Regions from separate parts of the Homo sapiens genome. Here region 1 is linked to region 2. The links are chromatin loops, found by intact Hi-C in ENCODE. Cell type or tissue: mammary epithelial cell. All regions are shown on one strand. Links, peaks and the distances in the headings refer to the core of each region. The heading gives the core; the rest is flanking DNA.

Region 1 (7,973 bases), core at 2,624-6,623, 700 kb after region 2:
TTTGAACCAGAAGTTACAGCAAATCACACACACACACACACACACACACACACACACAGTTCAAGCCTACATACCCAGAAACACAATTCTCTCTCTTTCTCCTCCTTCATTTAGAACTTTTCCTGACTTTGCTGACCCTTCTGGGGCTGACACAATGCAGCTCTGAGCCACAATGCAAGCAGGGAGCATGGGAGCGGGCAGTGTGGGGTAATGGGTGTTGTCCTTGAGAGAGCTTTGCCCAGCTCCCTGAAGATGGTCCGTGAGACATGGTGCAGCCATTGTGCTTACTTCTGAAGTCAGGAGGTACGTGTTCTGGATTGAATTGTGTCCCCTCAAAATATATGTTGATTTCATAATCCCAAGTTCCTGTGAATTTAAACATATTTGGAAACAGGATCTTTGCAGATGTAATCAAGCTGAGATGAGGACATTAGGATGGGCCCTAATCCAATTATGAGTGGGATCCTTATAAGAAAAGGAAAGAGACACAGACGTGCATCCTCGCAGGTCCACTTCCGAGCAAGATCAGACACAAGGGAAGTGTACCACGGAAAGATGAGGTAGAGATTGTAGTGATGCATCCTCAAGTCAAACAATGCAGGAACTGTCAGTAGCCACCAGAAGCTAAGGAAGAGGTGTCAGACAGGCTCTCCTCCAGAGCCTTCAGAGGCAGCAAGGCCCTACTGACACTTTGATGTTGGGCTTCAGCCTTCAGAAGAGCAAGAGAGTACATTCCAATTGTTCAATTGTACCCAGTGTGTGGCACTTCCTTAGAACAGTTCCAGAAACTAGAACAGTATTCAGGCAGGCTGCTCAGTCAGGGCAGCATAATACTCCAGGAACCATCAAGAGAAACAAACCTGAAAATGCAGACATTCAGATCTTTCTCCCAGTCCTGGGTTTGTTAATTTCTACGTGGGCCTTACTGAAAGCTGATGAGATGCTGTGTCCTGTGTGCATCCACCCTATCTTGGCCCCATGCTGTAGATCACATAGGGAGGTCTTTTCCATTCGTTTCTTTCAGGCCAGCATGTTTGAGATGCACACGCAATTCCACAGCATTCTCACAGGTTCACCTCCAAGGTGGATCGGCCACTGGTGACACTGAGTCTTTTCTGTTAATTTCCACCAAGCACACACACCTGCCAATAGATTCCAGGTGTTTCCATTGGTTTGTTTTCACTCACAGTGATAAAATGTCTACCTCTCTCCTCATTAAAAATAACAGTAGTATACTCTATATAATTTGAGTTAACAACGGTCTGAAAAAGAATGCTTGCAGCGTGAGGATTATTGCATTCTCTATGTTTTCTTCTACTTCACCCTGTCTCTGAGCTGCAGCTGTTTCTTTTTCCCATTGTCTTCCTCCTCCTCTTTGTCTTACTCACTGACTCTCTCCTCTTTTGCCCTCTGCTCTATCCTCCTCCTATGTTCCAAAATAGTTGCAAGTAATTTTTGCAAACTCTCTGCAAAATATTTGCAAAATAGTGGCAAAATATTTGCAAACTTTTATGAACTGCTTTTCAAGGAGAATAGGAACAGCTGCTTTTAAAGAATGCATATGAGGCTTAGACCTCACGAATTATATGTCCAGTGGATAGTGTAATGATTGGTAAATCTTACAAATGTTCACTATCTTACTGTCTAAGTCATGGTATATGGCCAGCAGCATGTGAACTCGCATTTCAATTAAAACTTATTAGAATAATATTAGAAATCAATAGAAACTACATTTCTATTAATGCTTTACCAAAATACCCCCTTTGTTGATTTAATTAACATTCTTCTTTACAGACTAGGTGAAATACAGAAAAGAAGTTTAAAATAACAATTCAATCTTGAAAGACTTTAGAAAACAAAAGCACACATATCACCTTACTGGAGTCACAGCACTTGGAAATAGGAATAGAACCTTTGGATCTTTAGGTTACCTAAGGTATAAAAAGTTTTACAGGAATGCAAACAAATTTCAAAGAACTGTTTATGTATAAAGTATATAAAAATTGATTTCCATAGAACCAATTTGTTCTATGGAAATCAATAGAACCAACTGGGCTGTTCTAAACAACCCAATATAAGTCACCTTGGCTTACAGCTTCAAAAAGGAATAGAACTACATTTGAATTCTGGGTTTAAAAGTGGCCAGAATCATGATAGAGGAGCAGGAGGATGAGTACTTTTCTCTTTGTCCAGGATAGGATTGGCTTCACCTGTCTACCCCTAGACCAGTGATTGCCAGAGCTTCACATCCACCTTTTGCCCAGGGACAGAAACAAATCTTGATCCAGACCCACTGATTACCAACTGGGTAGATGAAGTCTAACTCAGTGACGGACCCAGAGGCCACGAATGGGTTAAAATAACAGTGTTCAATTGAGACAACTCTCAGATAATAAAACAAACCATTAGGTTGAGAAAAGAATGTCAGCATGATGTAGAGAGTCCCTTTAGAATCAATGATTCTGTAGATTATGAAAAGTATAAAGGAAATTTCCCAGGTGCAGGCATTTCATTCTGTGTCAATTTGTTGATTGGACACAGTTAAGGGGTCATTTTTCTATGATGGAGCTGGACCACTGGGCAGAGAATCCCATTTCTGCCTGTTAGCACCCATAAAACATACAATTGTGAACCCTAAAAATATTGGAATGTACCCATGAAGTCTTATGTATCTAGAACATGTCCGGGGTCATGGTTCTCTCAATTGAATCTGGATGTCTGAGTGAGAAGTTACTGATCTTATTATGGTAAACTGGAGGGAAAATGTCACTACAGGACCAAAAACTAAAACCTTCTAATGATTTTTGGCTTTCCTCTCTTTCAGTGTATGTTCAAAGGCATATGAGAAAGACACGATAAGAAGAAGGTAAAGGCGTTCTTATTACTGTCTTTTCTTAGCTTCATTGACAGGTCTTGCCATGAAGATTATACAGGACAATCTGTGAGAGTAGAAATCTGTTGTATGCTCTTTACACGATCCCTCATAGCAAAGCCCCCATCCCTAAGAAGCCTAGCACTTCCTCTTTGGTGCTGAAGAAATATCATCATCACCTGGCTCTACTTTGAATATTAGTTACACTGATTTACACCCATTTTCTCAACTGTCAGAACCCCCTGCCCCAATTATCCTATGTGGAAAGACCGTTTTTGAACAGTTTTTTTTTTTCATTAAAAACACAGTTAGTTTGATAATCTGATAGAAGCATAAGTTAAGAATCTTTGCTTAAGTTCTTATTTCTGTCACCACAAACGAATTTGCCACTTGCGTTCACTCTTTTTTGACCATAATCCCTTCTGACTCATTATTTAAGACTGAAGAGTGGATAAAGCCTTTCTTCATTTTCTTAAGTGCTCTGAGGACTTAAGCACTCATCGGAGCCCGAGCTCTTCAAATGTGCTGAGTAGCCATCTCTGAAGAGAGGGTTGCATAGGAGCTGAAATGTTTCACGCAATCAGCGACCTTTTATGCAGAGATCACAAATGCACCACCATCCTACCTTCCAATTCCTGGACGTAAACTCCCCCCACTGCAGACTTCCCCAAGGCTCACGTAGGCCCACGTCCACTTTATTTCAGGCATAGGTGAGTTCAGGAACCCACCCTCTGCTCTTCCATCTTTTTGTCCAGGTTGCTCAGAGACTTCCCCGTGGCAAGTAGGGATGAGTTCTCACGATGGAGCTGCACAATCTGAGTTGGCCAGCAAAGATTAAGGTTGATCATGGACCTTCTGGAAGGTTCTGGGTGTAGACAACCTGGCTTAAAAATGTTAAACAGGAGCTCAAAAAAAATTTAGCCCCTCTCTCAGACCTAATTAAGATCGCGGCACTCATCCATGCCCAAGAACCTTTTATCATCTCTCTCTTTTACAAAGAGAGCCTCTCTGCTGTGTTTTTTCTGCGATGTCTCCTTTCACAAAAGCAGCCAGTTTGTGCATTCATGTCTAGGGTAAGGAAGTCTTCTTGTAATCAACTGAACTGATCCCACAGATTTGGCAGAGGGGAATTCTTGCAGGCAACTGAGCTCTCACTCACAGCTTTGAGTTTAAGATTGCAGCTTACACTGTCAAAACGCATGCTGATTTGATCCTTTCTTATAGGGCTGGATCCATAGAAAAGCTAGCTCTGTTGTGCTGATAAAGGCCTATTCAATGTGGGGTCTGACCCACGGAGACCGCCAGCCGGGGCTGAAGTGGAGCTCCTGCACCCCCTACAGTCCAGATCGTGGAAATTCATCACAATGGCTGCCTTTTTTTTTTTTTTTTAATGACTCACAACTGTATCAATGAGTGATTTATGTATTATGAAGTGTTAGAGAGTTTAAGAGAGCTTTATTTATGAAGGCCCCAAAGTCTCTGATATATGAAGGAGGAAAAATATTTCTCTCTCTCCAGTGCTCAAGCCGCTGTGGATCCCCTGGGCCCAGGCATGGAGGACGCTCTTCTTGGGGGATTGGCCCCTCCCGGGAGGTGAGCTCTCTGCCCCGCAGGGAACTCTACACCGTGTCTCAATGCAACATCACCCGGGTTTCAGCACCAGCCTAGGTTGTCACTTTCTCAGCAGTTCGGAGGAGAAAACTGTTGAGAAGCTTCTGGCAGGCAGACAGAGCTGGGATTCGAGCCTCTCTTTTATCCAAGAGCTGACCTTTGCTGTGTGTCAGCGAGGCTTGAAACCAGCCTCTCACTGACAAGAATGAGGGGGTGAAAGTGAAAAGGTTGTGTGTGTGTGTGTGTGTGTGTGTGTGTGTGTGTTTGTGTGTGTGTATTTGTTACACACAGATTCCAGCTTCTAGGCCCAAATCCAAAGCTTCCGTTGTCAGCTCTGCCTGTCAGTTCTGAGCAAGGCAAGTGAGGTTGGGTGCTGAGTGAGAGCGGGGGGCTCCTGGCTGGGCGCTGAGTGAGAGCGGGGGGCTCCTGGATCGGGGTGGATGGTCTTCTGTCTCTCCGGGGCTCATGTGAGCAGAGAGTGGCCTTTTCAAGCCAGGCCCAAAGAGACACATGGAAACGTCACATGGAAATGCCAGAAAAAAACTGACTTGTCCTATCCAGTTAGCTGTGTCTCCTTTTGGACACTAAAAGGAAGTAGCTTTGTGAGAAGTCCCGTCCCTCCCCATCAGAATAAACTGGCCATGGTTGCTCTGCTACATCAACTTGCCAGTGATCCCTAAGGCCTGGCTTAGAGCTGCTGTGCTGATGGGGACATGCTATTAAATCCGGTCAACGGTGTGTGTGGAGCCTGCTCCATGGCCAGCACCCTATTGGGTCATCACCCCGACCATGGAGGACAGAGGGTGCCATCCCTAGAGATGCTTTCAGGTAGGATACAGCCATGAGCTGTCCACGTGTTCATCGCTTTGGGCGGCACCTATGCCTTGTCCCACGTGACAGGTTTCCCTTCCTCTAGAATAGCAACGACTCCTATGAAGAAAGCACATCCTTAGCTTTCAACTGGAAAGACTGAAGTTTATCCTGCAGCCACAAAGTCACCTCTCTCTCATGGGCCTACTTGGCCGATGCCATCCTGAGAGAGCTCCATAACTGTTTCCAGTACCCTTAGAGCCACTTCATAACAACTTCCAGTATGGAAAGAAGTGCTCAGTGGAGTTTTCGTGTGCTTACTGTCATGGTCGTATTTTGATTGCACTTCAAATATGCAGTTCCAATAGCTTCTTAGCATAACTCCCGAATCTGAAGAGTGTTAAGTACTTACAATACCACCAACAGCTCAAGGAGCACAAGGTTTCTTACATAATTACAAGGAATTACTATGTCTTTTTTGTATTTTTAAAAAATGAAATAGGATTTTACTCGCCACAGAAAAAATAAACCTGGGGAATTATATGAAGCAAAAGATCAATGTTGTCCTTTGAATCTCTCCATCCTGCTCAGAGGAAACCAATGGTAACGCTTTGCTTCTATTGTTTGAACTGCAACTTTTGATGAAGCTTCCAGAAACCCCATCAGGACTCAACTTAGGATATGTCAACAGTGAGGGGATGGTTTTCCATCCAAGCGACAAAAAGCCTTAAGGAAAAGCAATGACAAATCCCCCGAGCAATGTATTTCTGAAATTTCCCACACAACATCATCCCAATCTGCATATATTTTTATATCTACAATTAGAAAACAGAAGTCAAGTACGTGGTCATCATTTTACTCGATGACCCACATATCTTTCACCAGAAGTTTGAGTTTTCTTCACAGAATTTTCGTGACAAAGAAAAACTGGAAAATATACACATACAGAAGCACTGACTAATTTGTATAAGAATGCATGAAATTAAAGGTCTATATAAGAACATCTTGTAAAATGCGATAAAACACAATGTATAAAACACAGTGTAAAGCAAAAATACGTTTTCTGCAAATAAATTATGCTCCCAAAGAACGAACGGATTCAAAATGCAAAGAGCACCTAAATAAAGCGTTTTCTGGAAACTGCAGGAGGGTTTTAAGAGTGCTTCTCAGTAGGCAGGGAATCCTATTTTGCAGAGCTATAAAAGTTGCTTTCTCTTTTAACCTCAGAGAAGTTCTAAAAAAAATTCCTCCAGATTCTTGAACCTGCTGAGAGTCTGCAAAAAATCCAAACAAACATTAAATTGTCCTTGTGGTACATCCATTTTTAAGAGTTTATGATAAAACTTACTCTAGAGACAAATAATGCCTATGCTATGATTTATGTAGGTAAATAAATAACTTAAAAGGCAAACAACAAGATGTGCTGGAAGGAGAATTGAGGTAGTTCCGAATCCTGCAGCTATTGCAGAAAATAACACTTGCTCTACCTTACACATTAAACACATTCTACATTATTTTAGGAAAGAAAAATAGCCCATCTGAGCCTTATTTATTTAAACATTGACAACGGAAAGACAACATCTGGGTAAGTCAATGGAGACATCACAGGAAATATGGTGACAGAATTCGAAATGGAGACCACAGAGAGCCAAAAGCCACAGAAAGGCAGAATCAGGCACAGGATTCAGGTGAAGGGAATCTTCATTTATTTTTTAGCATTTCTCTTAAAAGTATCTCAAAATCCTTTATATAGATTAGAAGATTAATTGCTGTCATATATGGAGAGTTAAAAGGCAAGAACATATTGATCTCTTTATTTTATAGATAGAACATTGGGAATACTATGCAGCCATAAAAAATGATGAGTTCATGTCCTTTGTAGGGACATGGATGAAATTGGAAATCATCATTCTCAGTAAACTATCGCAAGAACAAAAAACCAAACACCGCATATTCTCACTCATAGGTGGGAATTGAACAATGAGATCACATGGACACAGGAAGGGGAATATCACACTCTGGGGACTGTGGTGGGGTGGGGGGAGGGGGGAGGGATAGCATTGGGAGATATACCTAATGCTAGATGACGAGTTAGTGGGTGCAGCGCACCAGCATGGCACATGTATACATATGTAACTAACCTGCACAATGTGCACATGTACCCTAAAACTTAAAGTATAAAAAAAAAATTAAAAAAAAAGAACATTGCAGATAAATGTAAAATGCTTTTGTTCATCAAATAATTCTATTAAGAGAGGAAAAAAGCAAGCCACAGAGTGAGAGAAGATATTTTAAATGCATATATTTGATAAAGGTTTCATATATAACTCTTTAACTTCAATAAGAAGAGGACAGAATAATTGAAAATGGATGAGACTTTAGTCACAGTGCACAAGAAGTCTTCTAAATGTCTCTTAAACTTATGAAAAGACACGTCTCATTAGTCATCAGGAAAAAGCAAATTGAGGGTATAATTACATACTATTGCATAATGAGTACAATGTTTAATTTAAAAAAAAATCAATAAACAAGTGTTTGTGAACACGGGGCATGGCTAGAACTCCACTCAAATTCTCAGATATTGCTAGTGAGAGTGAAAATTGGCACAGCCACTTTGAAAACTTATGTGGTGGTACTTACGAATGCTGTGTACATGTAGGCCCTGTGATCCAGCGATCCC
Region 2 (7,973 bases), core at 1,305-5,304:
CTGGCCGCGGCCGCTGCGGCGGCTGCCGCCGCCTCGTCGGGCCGACCGGGGGCCGCGGAGCTGGGCGGCGGGGCAGGCGCGGCTGCAGTCACCTCGGTGCTGGGCATGTACGCGGCGGCGGGGCCGTACGCGGGCGCGCCCAACTACAGCGCCTTCCTGCCCTACGCCGCGGATCTCAGCCTCTTCTCGCAGATGGTGAGTGCGCCCGGCCTCCCCCGCTTCTCCTCTGTCTCACCCGCGCCAGGGCAAGGGTGGCGGGTCGCCCGGGAGGGAGAGACTACGGGTGGACCTGGTCCGGAAGAGGAACTAGAAAGGTCCGGGGGCAGGTTCCCGGTGGCCGAGGCCGCGGCCCCCGGGGACGCAAGAGGGCTGGGAGGCCGGGCGGGTGACGGCTGGGCCATCTCGGCCTGGGAAAGCGGAAGGCCCGGGCCAGGGAGCGGGTAGCGAGTGAATTCAGAGAGGCCGCAGAAGCAGGCCCGTGGAGCGGTGCCCGCGCTGGAGGTCGGGGGCAAACTCGCCTGGCTCGGCCAGGGCGCCCGGGCAGGCCCACGGGGTTCCTGCAGGTCGGCCCGGCGTAGCGTAGCAGGACTTCCCTTCCTGGCCGCGGGTTCCACTCGCGCGGCCTCTTTAGTTTTCGAACCGAGTCTGGAAAACTTGGTTTTCTCCCTCTTTAGCAGCTCCGAGATAGTTGTATCCGAGTTTGCCAGACAGACCCCTTCTAAGCCTGGTAGAGTCAATCAAAATAATCTTAACAATAGAGGTCCAAAGGGATGGAGAGGTCTCTCCACGGCGTGAGTGCGAATTTGAGATTAAACAAAAATTAAGTTGCAGTAATGTGCTGGTGTCTGAAACGGTGTTTGATTTTACTTTTGTAAGTTGCCCAAGTTTTCATTTCATTTGCACAGAAAGAAAAGCACTTTTCTTCCTGCGTTACATAATGGAGGATTAAAGAAAACAGTGTCCCTTGGCTTAAAACAAATGGTGTCCTCTTAGTCTCCCGTCCCAGTGGGCGTTAGATGTCGGGGCAGGCGGCTGCACACTTAATTCTCCGCGGGGGCATTGGCCTGTCTGCCGGTCCAAATCATCCATTTTCCTTGGTCTGACTGCAAGGTCGGTGCTTAAACTTCGGACGGCTGGTGAATTGTGCGGCGGGCGCGGGGCCCTGGGAGGCAGCCCCCTCCTGGGTCGCTGCCCGCGGGATAAAGCAATTTCCAAGCACCCGCGATATCTCCCCGCTCCCCGCAGGAGAAGCGGGGAGTAAACGCCCCTCAAGTGTGCACAAGCAAAGAGCGGGTTTCCCTGTAACTTTTCTTGTAGTTTTGAAAGAAAGCGGCCCGGCTGCCTTTCAGGTCTCTTACTATCGAAAAAGATCAGCCCCCATTTTGTTCAGGCGGCGGGGAGGCCGGGACGCGATGAGAGATTTACAAGGTGTCCTTTCAAAAAGAATTCCCAGTGGAGACGAGGCTGAAACGTCTTCTTTACAATTACAACCAAAATAATTAGAAAAGCGCAAAGTACATTTTGGAACGATTGGGCAAAAACGAAATCTAGCCGCAGAAATGTTTTCTCTGCGGCCTCAGTCACCAAACTAATTAGTCCAAGAAATCTTCTGGTCTTTACAACTTTCTCAGAGTCCGGAACTCCCTTTGCTAACATTGCAACTAGACCATTTTTTCAGAGGATGAATATTTTTTACAGAAATTGCGAATGCAGTTGTGTGCCATTTGGGAACCCTGCCTGTGTTTGCGGGGGAGGGAGAGAGCTTCAGTGTGAGGACCTGCACCCTTTGTGGAGAGCTGGGGAAGGGAGATGTTTGCTGTTCTGAGTTGTTTTTCCCACCTAGAGGGATAATATGTAAAAATTATTCCCACCCAAAAGGTGTGTGTTTCTCCAGCTCTCCCACTGGTTCTGAGAGAGTAAACTCAAACCCAAACCCTGATTCTAGGCCTAGGTTTCCAAGCCATTATAATTGGGTGTTTGGAAGTCAAAAGATAAAATTGTATTTGAATGTCTGTCTGCGCAATTTATGGTAATAATGAGGCCTAATGAGGTTGTTAGAAAGATAAAATGTTATTTACCAAAAAACCTGATGGGATAATTTGACTTGCTGTGTTTTACTACTGATTATAAAAAGAATATCGATTGCAAATAAATCAGCGCCTCTAAATGCCTGCAAACAGCTAGTGTTTGCTCCCTCCAGATCAAAGTCAAACTTAAGAGATGAAGTAACTGAGAAGAGGCCTAGGATACTGAACCGGTTCCCCTCCTGGCCGCCGGTGGCTCCCAGCCCTTGCGTTAATATTTTACAGGCTAAGCCTTCCTTTTGTATTAAAAAAAAAAATGGTGTTTTTGTTATTGTTGTCGATGATGGCCGGGATTAAAATTTTAAATTACCTGTCACCTCTAAAGACCTTTTAATGTGGGTAAACCATTATATGCAGATTAATTTGGAAGGCAAAGGACTGTGCTTTCGTTTTAAATTGCTGGCGGATTTAGACCGGTAGAAAACCCGGGATGGTTTATTTTGATTGAGCCCCCTCTGGGTGGCAGAGAGGAGGCTTGGGCTCTGGGCCCTTTACGTTTGGAGAAATGGCTTTATCAGCTCAGTTGAAAGGTTTTTCCCTCTAGCTAGTGAAAGATAAACTTGGAAATGCAGGTTTCTCCAGCGGTTGGTGGTGGGGACAGGGGTCGCCTAGGGAACTTGCAGGGGCCGCGGCCTCTGTTGTGCTCTTCTGGAGAGTGCACTGTTTGTGGAACTTTTCTAGAGTGGCAAAAACGATCTCCACTGTCGGTGAAAGGGCAGTTCCTGAAGTCAGCTCATGGTCCTGGCTCCCCTTCTCCCCAGCAGTGAACTGGGGGTGACTTCCTGATCTGCCCAGCACAGGAGAGCCCCGCAAAGCGCCTGGGAGGCCCTCGAGTCCATTGAAGCGGCTGCTTCCCACTCTCCCGTCTTGGGGACTCATGTCTCTCTCTCTCTCTCCCTTTCTCTCTCCACTTCCCTCCTCTCTCTCCTCGATGGATCTGCCCTGTGGCTTCAGGGCTCGCAGTATGAACTGAAGGACAACCCTGGGGTGCACCCCGCCACCTTCGCAGCCCACACGGCGCCGGCTTATTACCCCTACGGCCAGTTCCAATACGGGGACCCCGGGCGGCCCAAGAACGCCACCCGCGAGAGCACCAGCACGCTCAAGGCCTGGCTCAACGAGCACCGCAAGAATCCCTACCCCACCAAGGGCGAGAAGATCATGCTGGCCATCATCACCAAGATGACCCTCACGCAGGTCTCCACCTGGTTCGCCAACGCGCGCCGGCGCCTCAAGAAGGAGAACAAGGTGACATGGGGAGCGCGCAGCAAGGACCAGGAAGATGGAGCGCTCTTCGGCAGCGACACCGAGGGCGACCCGGAGAAGGCCGAGGACGACGAGGAGATCGACCTGGAAAGCATCGACATTGACAAGATCGACGAGCACGATGGCGACCAGAGCAACGAGGATGACGAGGACAAGGCCGAGGCTCCGCACGCGCCCGCAGCCCCTTCTGCTCTTGCCCGGGACCAAGGCTCGCCGCTGGCAGCAGCCGACGTTCTCAAGCCCCAGGACTCGCCCTTGGGCCTGGCAAAGGAGGCCCCAGAGCCGGGCAGCACGCGCCTGCTGAGCCCCGGCGCTGCAGCGGGCGGCCTGCAGGGTGCGCCGCACGGCAAGCCCAAGATCTGGTCGCTGGCGGAGACAGCCACGAGCCCCGACGGTGCGCCCAAGGCTTCGCCACCACCACCCGCGGGCCACCCCGGCGCGCACGGGCCCTCCGCCGGGGCGCCGCTGCAACACCCCGCCTTCCTGCCTAGCCACGGACTGTACACCTGCCACATCGGCAAGTTCTCCAACTGGACCAACAGCGCATTCCTCGCACAGGGCTCCCTGCTCAACATGCGCTCCTTCCTGGGCGTTGGCGCTCCCCACGCCGCGCCCCATGGCCCTCACCTTCCTGCACCTCCACCACCGCAGCCGCCGGTCGCTATTGCCCCGGGGGCACTCAATGGAGACAAGGCCTCGGTCCGCAGCAGCCCCACGCTCCCAGGTACAGCTCCAGGCCGCGTCCACCTGTCCCCTAGCTGGGAATGCAGAGGCCTGGCTAGGTGTGGTAGCGTGGGGTGCAGCATGAGCCGGGAGGGTACCAGGCAGTGGCCGCTGAGCCCTGGGGCTGCGCTTAATCCCTGCTTCAATTTAGAAAGCCAGACAAGGCCCTAGGGCTCTCCCAAGAGAGCTTTGCCCTACCGGCGGGCCTGCTACGGGGTGGTGGTGGGGTGAGGGGTGACGTTTTTCGGCGAATCTGCCTGGGCAGCCGGCAGAAGTTGGTGGGAAGGAGGCCTGGGACCTCTCCCGCCCGTCTCTCCGTCCTAACTCTGCCTCTTCCGATCTCTCGCAGAGAGAGACCTCGTCCCCAGGCCAGATTCGCCGGCACAGCAGTTAAAGTCGCCCTTCCAGCCGGTACGCGACAAGTGAGTGCTGTTTGCTTTTGCTATGGGAGAAGGCGGTGGGGAGGGGGGAGGAGGAGTGGTCGGGACCCGGGCGGAGCTGGCTGGGTGGCGGTGGGGGTCGCGCAGTCCTAGTTGAAGGAGCGCTCCCCGCCAGCCCTGGGCGCCGGGCGAGCCGAGGAGACTGGAGTTTCTCCCCAGCCGGGAGCCGCGCTGGCTGTCGACCCCGCCCCCAGGGCTCCGCTACTGGAACCGGCGTCGCCCGGCGCTGCGTCCCCCACTCACAGTGCCCCTGTCTTCTTGTCTCGCTGTGTTTCCCATGCAGCTCTCTGGCCCCGCAGGAGGGAACGCCGCGGATCCTAGCAGCCCTCCCGTCCGCCTGATTAAGGGTCTTCTTTTACTTTTGCGGGGGGGAGGGGGGAGGAGTTGGGGAGGGAGGGAATGTGGGAGGAATTAAGACAAATATTTCAGACTGGTGTAAAGGACAAATATGACAACGACGTCAAGGACTCGCATCCGTCGCTTTCTGCAGAAAGGGGCTTCTTCGGTCCCGAGCTCGCGTCCAGGTGGCCAGGCCTCTGCCGGCGGCTCCAGTGGCTGCGATTATCGGGTTCGGTAAATGCCCCCACGTGCTTGTGTCTCTTTCCCCCCTTTTCTGTATATAGAGTGGTTTCAGATTGTAAATAGCGCGTCAGCGAACTTGTCTAAATCATATATTTTTGTCTAATAAACTAAATGAAATGACACCCCCTCCCCGCTCCTGCTGCTGTGTGCCTGTCCAGCGTGTGTGTGAGTGTGTGTTTGTGTGTGAATGTGTGTGTGTGAGTGTCTGTGTGGCAGAAACAGAGACAGAGAGAGAGAAGTGGGGGATACAGGGATCCTGGAACCCTGGGTGGGACCCAAGGGTCTGTGGCTGGGGGAGATGGGCTTCTCAATGGGGGCCTTTAGAGACTGTTGCCACCCAAGACGCAGGTGCTTTAAACATCTCTTCGTTGTTTGTGGTTGTTGTTGAATTTTTAAATATTGTCACTGTGGCAGTTTCTTGCTGGCAGTTCAATTGCTTTCACGAACATTTTTCTGAGACATAATTTTCTCAGGACATAAATAAGTTCAATTTGAGGCAGTTTTACAAAACGATTTTATAACGTCGGTAAAAACAGAGGAAAAAGAATTTTTATTGCGACCCCAGAGGAGAACTTCGGATTAGAAACCAGTTTACAACTAGTTGTCTCAACGGCGCATCGTGGCGCCTGGTCGTTTTCTGAGTTGAGTGTGAAAATAATGGAGTATCGCTTTGCATGTATTTTTAGTGATTCGGTTAAATCAAACACGGGAAGAAATTGGAAGGCTCTTTAAAACTCCACAGATGGGCCAGCCGGGATGCGGTGCGGGGCTTCTCTGCGGTGTGAGGTGTGAACGAGGGGCTGAGGCTGTGGTGGGAAGCGAGAAAGAGGAGGTGGCTTTGGTCTCCCAGGGAAGCCCCTTTACACTTGGGCTCCACGGACTGCGTCCTTTGCCCTCAGGCGCGCGCACCGCGGGAGTCCAGAGCAAATTGCCCTTAGATGGCCGCGGCCGGGCAGCGGGGAGGCAGCTGGGAGCAGCGATGTTGGGAAACACTCGCAGCGGGGCTGGCCTCGGGCGCGCGCGAGTGGGGAAAGGCCTAGGAGCCTGGACATCGCTGCGGATCCGGGACATCAGCATCAGTGGGTTCGGAGCGGGACGCGCGCCACGCGCCGCAGCAGGCACCTTCAGGAGGCTTTGCGGACCCGGCGCGGGGCCTTCAGGGCGCAGGCGACTCAGCGTTGAATGCGTGAAAACTGAGCCAGCAAACATTTCCAAAACTGCCAGCGAGGATGTGGGCTGCCGGGAAAAACGGTCTAGTGGGGACAGGGCCGAGTCCCGAAGTCAGAGCCGAGTCCCGAGGTCAGAGCGGCCGTCCTCCGCTCGCACCCCCAGCCTGTGACCCGCCCTTCCCGGCTTGCTCGAGACCCACTGGCGCCAGTGCTGCGCGTGGGGACTCCGTGCATGGCCGAAGCGAGGGGGAAAGTCGGGGCGCTGGTGTCTTTTCAGAGGTTCCAGGAAAGAGGGAGGCTCGCGTTAGGACTAGGAGGTGCCAGTCCACGGCTCCTACCCGCTCCCGACGCCCGCATCCTTCTACAGCCCTCCACCCCGTTCCTGGTCCCTGTAGAGGGGAAGGTCCTCTCCCTGCCCCGAGGCGGGAGGAAAAGCGGCGAAGAGGAGGCTCGAAGGGCGCCGCGTAGGGCAAGTGGGCCGAGGACACCGGGGGCGCGTCGGGGAGCGGGGAGTGGGCGGGGTGGGATGAGGCAGGGAGGAGCCGGGCCGGAGCGGAGTGGAGTGGACCGCGGGCGGACGGACTCGGGCCGGGCCCCGGGGAGCAGCTCCGCAGTCGGAATGGACGTGCTCCAGGCGCCCTCTATGGTCCGAAAGCGGAATGCGGCCTTGAGCAGCGCCCATCTCGCTCCTGGGGTGTGGGGGCAACTCTGGGGGCGCTGGGCCTTGGGGCTCCGTGGGCACGAGCCTGCATTTGTAGTGATGGGAACCAATTTGTGTTCCAAGGCTGCACCCACTGGTTCTTTTTGTGTGTTTTGGGGGAGTGCCGGGCCTGCAGGTTAGGCTACTGGCATTTGGAGGGAGTGGGCACTGGGCTCTACGTGGGGTGCTCTTACTGTCCAGTGCCTTCCTTGCTAAATCAGAGAGGTGTTTCTCATCTGCCCTCGGCCCTAGTCCTTCATGGATCATCAGAGCCCTGGGCTCATCATTCCAGAGGTTCTGCAATGGGGCCCTAGAGCCTACTTTGACTGCTGGGCCCAAATGGATCTTGTGTCCTTAGCCAAATCGTGTCTCTAGAGAGACTTGACCAGCTACGCCCTTCGCCTCTGGTGAGGAATTGTGTTCCCAGCCACAGAGACATGCTGCTCCAGCAACCAGTGTGCTGGGAGATGCCTTCTGGGTGACGCTGGAAACAGCAGGTTGGATTCAGGTGGGCCAGGTAGAGTTCTCTGCCCCTGGGCAAGCTCAGCTCTTTATTTCCCTGAATCAAATTGGATGGTCTGTGCTGGCGCCTGCTGCTTTGCACACCCCTATTTCCACCCTTTCCTGATTTTTTTGTCAATGCAAGACATTTGGGAACCCCCCCCACCCCCACAAGAACTGCTGCTGAGGTGGCTCGGCCAGCACGTGCTCATCCTTGGGAGTCCTGGCTACTGAGCTGCGTGGCCTAGAGTCATGAAAGGTCTGTGCACCTTCCTGAGAGCTAGGTTTTCCATACAAGGAAATCAGATCGCCAGCCTCAGAATTATTTTTCTCCAGTGAAAAGCTAAAATGAATTTGTGATGGAGCACTGAAGGCATTTTTGTCCTTTGGGCACTATTTGTTTACATCTTTCTGGCCACGGGAGCCATCTAGGTGTGCAGGCTCCCATGGGAACACCCCACGTGCCTGGTGCTTCAGCTCCTGAAAAATCTGGAGTGGACATAGAAAA

The links. Hi-C counts contacts between places; a loop is a spot of excess contacts. Peaks named below come from ENCODE experiments on the same cell type or tissue, not always from the same donor. Only the 100,000 strongest peaks of a DNase experiment are listed, where the experiment ranks them.
Region 1: it touches region 2 in a loop (12-fold over the local background); 3 of 110 quality-filtered maps call a loop at or near these places.

Annotation. Positions count from the first base shown.
Region 1 is chr5:4,291,686-4,299,658 of GRCh38, forward strand. No RefSeq gene overlaps it. Among named protein-coding and RNA genes, the nearest start is that of LINC02063, 160 kb to the left of the region's middle. In mammary epithelial cell, for the core only: a CTCF peak has its summit at 4,208 (motif pointing left); no DNase peak of the experiment used is centred there.
Region 2 is chr5:3,596,187-3,604,159 of GRCh38, forward strand. It overlaps IRX1 (iroquois homeobox 1), which reads left to right. Exons shown (of 4, transcript NM_024337.4): 1 at 1-195; 2 at 3,039-4,074; 3 at 4,423-4,495; 4 at 4,797-5,217. The coding sequence ends at 4,854. Among named protein-coding and RNA genes, the nearest start is that of IRX1, 4.3 kb to the left of the region's middle. RefSeq lists enhancers at 2,509-3,171, 3,172-3,833, 4,497-5,157. In mammary epithelial cell, for the core only: a CTCF peak has its summit at 3,672 (motif pointing right); DNase peaks (open chromatin) are centred at 2,975 and 3,565; H3K4me3 peaks cover 3,946 bases; H3K27ac peaks cover 4,000 bases.